2 separate regions of the Mus musculus genome follow, and region 2 is linked to region 1. A link is a loop called in an ENCODE intact Hi-C map of the cell type or tissue named here. Cell type or tissue: heart. All regions are shown on one strand. Each heading gives the region's core, and the rest is flanking DNA. Links, peaks and the distances in the headings are about the cores only.

The links. A loop is a pair of places that touch in the nucleus more often than their neighbours do. Peaks named below come from ENCODE experiments on the same cell type or tissue, not always from the same donor. Only the 100,000 strongest peaks of a DNase experiment are listed, where the experiment ranks them.
Region 2: it touches region 1 in a loop (3-fold over the local background); 8 of 42 quality-filtered maps call a loop at or near these places.

The regions. Positions count from the first base shown.
Region 1 is chrX:142,199,114-142,201,934 of GRCm38, forward strand. No RefSeq gene overlaps it. Among named protein-coding and RNA genes, the nearest start is that of Gucy2f, 3.6 kb to the left of the region's middle. In heart, for the core only: a CTCF peak has its summit at 1,395; no DNase peak of the experiment used is centred there.
Region 2 is chrX:142,539,324-142,542,144 of GRCm38, forward strand. No RefSeq gene overlaps it. Among named protein-coding and RNA genes, the nearest start is that of Gm25915, 55 kb to the left of the region's middle. In heart, for the core only: a CTCF peak has its summit at 1,148 (motif pointing left); a DNase peak (open chromatin) is centred at 1,148.

The sequences.
Region 1 (2,821 bases), core at 65-2,564:
AACACTACAGAGGACTTCATGGAAAAGTGGCAAAGGCTTTGCATAGCATTAGCCCACAACTCTCATAGTCCTTTCATGACTAGGGTGAAAGTTGGAGTGTGGGCAATAAAAATAGATCCACAATGACAAACCCGTAGTTAATCATTCAGAATGAAGCCTTGGATAAGTTCTTTCATCAGGTCAGGAAATGGTGTACGGACCTGGGGACCATGTTAGGGAAAAACAAGTATGAATTAAGAGGAAAGCTACCAGGCAAGATGTTAGACACCACACATTTCCACAGCCCCCCTATCTCCAATGAGGGCACTTATTGGCACCTTTCAACCTTTAAAAAATTGTTTCATGTGACCCATCCCACTGAAATTTCTTTCTTAAAATGTTTTGAACAATAATTTGATATTTTTATGTGTATGGGAATTTTGTCTACATATGTGTCTGTGCACAACACGTGTGCAATACCCATGGAGGCCAGAAAAGGACATCAGATTTCCTGAGGCTGGAGTTACAAATGGTCATGAGCTGTCATGTGGGTGTTAGGAATTGAACCTAGGCCCACTGGAAGAGCAGCCAGTGTCTTAACTGCTGAGCCCCATCACTGAAATCTCTTTAGTTCTTTCAGTTGTACTAGCAAGGGCCCTTTTGCATTTATCACATTTAGCATGTTTATTTGCTCAACAGGAGGCACATTAACTCTTTTTATTATTTTTTTTTAAAAAAGTCTCAGCCAAGTGTTGTGGCACTTGGGAGGCAGAAGCAAGGAGATCTGAGTTTGAAGCCAGCATGGTCTACAAAGTGAGTTCCAGGACAGCCAGGGCTGCATAGAGAAACAAAACAAAAAACAAATGTGTGTGTGTGTGTGTGTGTGTGAGAGAGAGAGAGAGAGAGAGAGAGAGAGAGAGAGAGAGAGAGAGAGAGAGAGAGAATAGTCTGGGATCAGGTGCAATGTAATTACCAGTTATTTTGCACATCCTCACAAGTGGCACTGCAAATGTATTATTTCATTTACTTTTCAGAGCATCCCTAAGACACAGGGACAATTCCTAACCTCATTATACATATATATAAATGAGTAGTTCTATTTAGGTTACGTAGCTTGAATAATATTACACGGTTAGTAAATGATGAGGTCATAAGTGGAATACACAGAGTGTGGTTTGAGAACCTAGAACTTAATAAGTTTGCTGTATTTCTTCAGACTGCACAGGGGGAAATGGAAAGTAACTTTCATGCACATTATTTTGTGCAAGCATGTATTTATCTATGCCATCAGTAGTGGTTTTGTTTTGCTGCAGTTTTAACAGGACAGGTGGAAGATTGTTAATCCAGAATACATGCACAGAATAGAGCTCAGTGCTCACCTCTAGTGGTCAACTTCACAACTGAAATTAAAACCAACGCTGCAATGACAATACATAGCCACACGATGTCACTACTACATCATTATGGCTACAAAATTTCTCTAACTTGAGGCTGAAAACATTTTGTGATGGAAAACACTAAAAACCATTAAAATATTTTCTTTATATTAAATGTCCTATTTGTGTTAGCATTTCCGTTTTTGAGAAAATGCTACACTTTACACAGCAGACTGGCCCAAACTTGTGGCAATCCTTGTGCCTCTGACTCCCAAGATCTGTCATTAGAGGCACTACCCTGAGTTTATATTTTATACCAGGGTGGTTTCAAACTCACAGACTCGCCTAATCTTATTCCTAATTGCTAGGATTAAAAGCAGGCACCATTACGCCTGATGTAGTTTATCTTCAAAATATGATATTATGACACATGTACTCATTACAATCACAGGTTGAATCCATGTCAAACTGGATCTCTCTTCAAATACCAGTTTCACTTTTCCTAAATTTCTACACTGGAATTAGATGTGTACATTCCTTAAGTCCTGAGTTTGCTCGTGGGGAGGAAAGATGATGACTCTTGGATGCAGCAGGAGCTGCATAATACTGTTTCTTATCAACCAAGGCCTTTTAAGTAGGCCCTCTGCACTTTTGCCCTGCCCCATGTCTTCTCTCACATGCATTGACATATACAGGTAAATATACTTTTGAAAATTAATATAGAGGCTGGTGAGATAGTTCAGCCGTTAAAGAGCATTGGCTGTTCTTGCAGTGGGTCTCCTCAGGAAGTAGGCATGCATGTGATACTCAGGCATCTATTTGGGCAAATAGTCATATACATACTTCTTAGTAGAGATTATATATACACAGGAGTTCTTATAAACTTAACATCCAAGCATGCCACACACTCCAGTTGAGTCAGCGTGACAGGCTCTGAAGCCTAAAAGCCACTCACGAGGCAGAGAGTTTCAAGAAAGCTCTCCTCCTGGAGTTTTGGTGTTCTCATACTCATACTCTATTCCCGAGTTAGTCTGGTGTATGGATCTATGAGCTCTCTTTTAATATTTTATTATAAATGCCTCTTAAGATCAAATTCTGTTATAGTTAGTCTCCCCAGTGTTCCAAGATCCCAGAAGCCGCCAAGCTTAGAATCCTGTGAGAAGGCAGTAAGGAAGTTAACCTATTCAGCAACTAATTAATCATTACAATAGACAGAGCCAGTGGCTCAACTGGTCTGCAGAAAGAGCCAGGGAATCTCACTGAGATAGAAATCTTCAGTACAAGCTACATTGCATATTAAAAGCAAGTTGGTATATTCTCCTGACAAATGGAGATTCTCCAGATAAGTTACACTAATATAAGAATTTAGCAAGGCCTAGGAAATTAGGGGTTTGTGATATTACATTATTCTTGAGGCCTGCCAAGAGCAGAACCCTCTGGTGCCTTCACAAGGTTCAAAGGTATAA
Region 2 (2,821 bases), core at 201-2,700, 340 kb after region 1:
TGCTGTTGTTGTTCATTTATTTGTTTGTTTTGTGACAGGGCTTCTCTGTGCAGCCTTGGCTGTCCTGGACATTGCTCTGTAGACCAAGCTGGTCTCAAACTCTAAGATTCTCTTGCCTCTGACTCTGAGTGCTGGGATTAAAGGTTGCCTGTCCCCTCTGTCTCTTTCTTCTGTCATGCCTTATTACAGCTAGGCCCCTCCATCTGGAAATTAGCATACTCTTTCACGTGCTACTCTGCTAGTCTTGAATTGGCCTGACCTGCTCCGTAAAGCTAGGAATCCTAGAGGCTGCTTGTTGACCATCCCGAAGTAATGCCCAGTGCACTGGAGCCAAGCATGGATGGAGCTGCACTAATGTTCTTACAATCACCAACTCAGCCTGTATCCTCACCTCCACTCATACTGCCTCCAGTGAGAGTAATAAGAGAACTCACTAAATTGAAATTGCTCAGATATAATGAAACTGGAAACACTGAGTTCCAGCGACTCTAAGGGAATGGTGCATAAATTATACACTCTGTTCTTGTGCTGGCACAAACAGCAATCAAGACCATGATGAAATTACCCCAGAGTGACCTGGACTGTGCTGGAGAGTTGTTGTTTTCCCTAAAATGCTTTGAGAATATTCCACTGAGGATGGAGAGATGGCTCTGCAGCTAAGAGTGCTTAGTGCTTTTGCAAAGAAACTGAATTCAGTTCCAAGTACCCAGGTCAGGCAGCCCACAAGCACCTGGAACTCCAGCTCTAGGGGGAACTAATGCCTTTTCCTGGCCTCTGATAACACCTGCACTTAGTCACTTATAAAATCTTTCCCTGGCCTCTGTGGGCACCTACGCTCACATGCACCCCCTACACTTTAAAAAAAAATAAATCTTTTTCAAAAAGGGGAGAAATGAGATACAGAATGATCAAACGTGGAGGTTTGTTCAAATATAAGTTATTTTTGCCAATGGAATGGCCTAGCAACGGGCTTCAAAGTCTCCGTGGGATCCATAAGCAGCTGAGTCTCAGGTTCTCTAAGCCCAGGAGTCTCCTCGAAACTAACATATTTCACCGTGTTTCTCCTGACACAACATCAGCCACTCCCAGAAAAATCCAAGGGAAGGCAGAATTTCTGTAGTTGGCTGCCCCCTAGTGGTTACAGAGCAGCACTGACAGGCAGGGCCATAGCTACCCGTTAGCGTGGCTGCTGCAGCCCAGAGTTTATGCGGCTCCAAGATGCTTGGCTGGGTTTGAATTCAGCTCATGCTTTGCCCAGCAGAATCCCACCACCTGGAAGTTAACTTATTTTTTTCTAATTTATTTCTCACAGGTTTCTAATTTTATTTTTAAATTTTACATGGCCTGAGATCTCTATTTTCTTAATTTTTATTGTTAATTATTTTAAAATTAGCATGTAAAACATTAGATTTCATTATAGTGTTTTCAAGTATAATTTGTCTTTGTTGATACTCCTCCTCTCTCCACTCTCCCCTTCTACACCCTCTTGTATTCAGGTTACTTGTGTGCGATTGCACTCCCCTCTTCCCCAACAAGAGATTTCTATTTTCTAAAGGTGGGATAACAGACTACTTACTACCCAACCTACAAGCTAGACTGATGGTAGAGCAGGCATGTAACTGGCCTGTAAGGACACTGTCTCTACCTCTGTGACTTGATAGTTTGCTTCGCTGTTTGGTGCTAAAGACTGAACCCAGGACCTCACGTGTGCTAGGCAAGTGTTCTATCATGAAACTAAACACCCAGCCCATCTCTACTTCTAATGTGGACTCCTGTGAGCCTAGAATAGTTCAAGTGAGTGTGTGTCTTTCTGTGTGTGTGTCTTTCTGTGTGTGTATCTTTCTCTGTGTGTGTGTGTCTTTCTGTGTGTGTATCTTTCTGTGTGTGTGTCTCTGTGTGTGTCTTTCTGTCTGTGTGTGTGTGTGTGTGTGTGAGAGAGAGAGAGAGAGAGAGAGAGAGAGAGAGAGAGAACTGGCTCCATTTTTAGAAAATTCTCTGAACTAAGAATTCCACAGTCATATGTCTACCCATGAGTTTCTGTTAGCTCTACTTCCAAAATATGTCCTTTGTCCACCCACATTTTAATATTTCACTCACTTCCTATCTAAGTTCTAGAATTCCTTATTATACTGACATCAGCAGTGAGAGAAACATTAGTCTACTATTGTGATGTCTTTACTGGTCTCCCTGTTCCCACTCCTGGCTTCATCAACTATAATGATTTGCTAAAATATAAGCCAGGACATGTGACTCTTCTCCAATGGCTTCCCAATAGGTTTGCGCTGAATCTCAAGCCCCTTGTATGGATAACTAGACCCTGGATAATCTAGCATCCATAAGCACATTTTTCTGTCCCTCGCCACTCCTAAACACCTACTAAGCATCACAAACACAGTGTTTCATGTATCCCAGGATGGGTACAGACTCACTATGTAGCTAAGGATAGCCTTGAACTCATGCTGCTCCTACCTCTGAGTTCTGGGATTGCAGAAATTCTGCCAAAGAAAATATATAGTTGTGGAATAAACACATGAAAAGATACTCGTTTTCTAACTGGAGTTTTAATTTTTCAAAAATTATAAATTTATTATTTATTTGTCAAGAATGTCTGTGCATATGTGTGTCAGAAAGAGAGAGAGAGAGAGAGAGAGAGAGAGAGAGAGAGAGAGAGAGAGAGAGAGAGAGAGAGAGAGAAGAGTCAGATTAGCTCTGGCTTGGAGTTTTAAAACCCCAAATCAACCCTCCCCCTGCTCCCCAACCCACCCACTCCCATTCCTGGCCCTGGCATTCCCCTACACTGGGGCATAGGCCCATCCTCTGC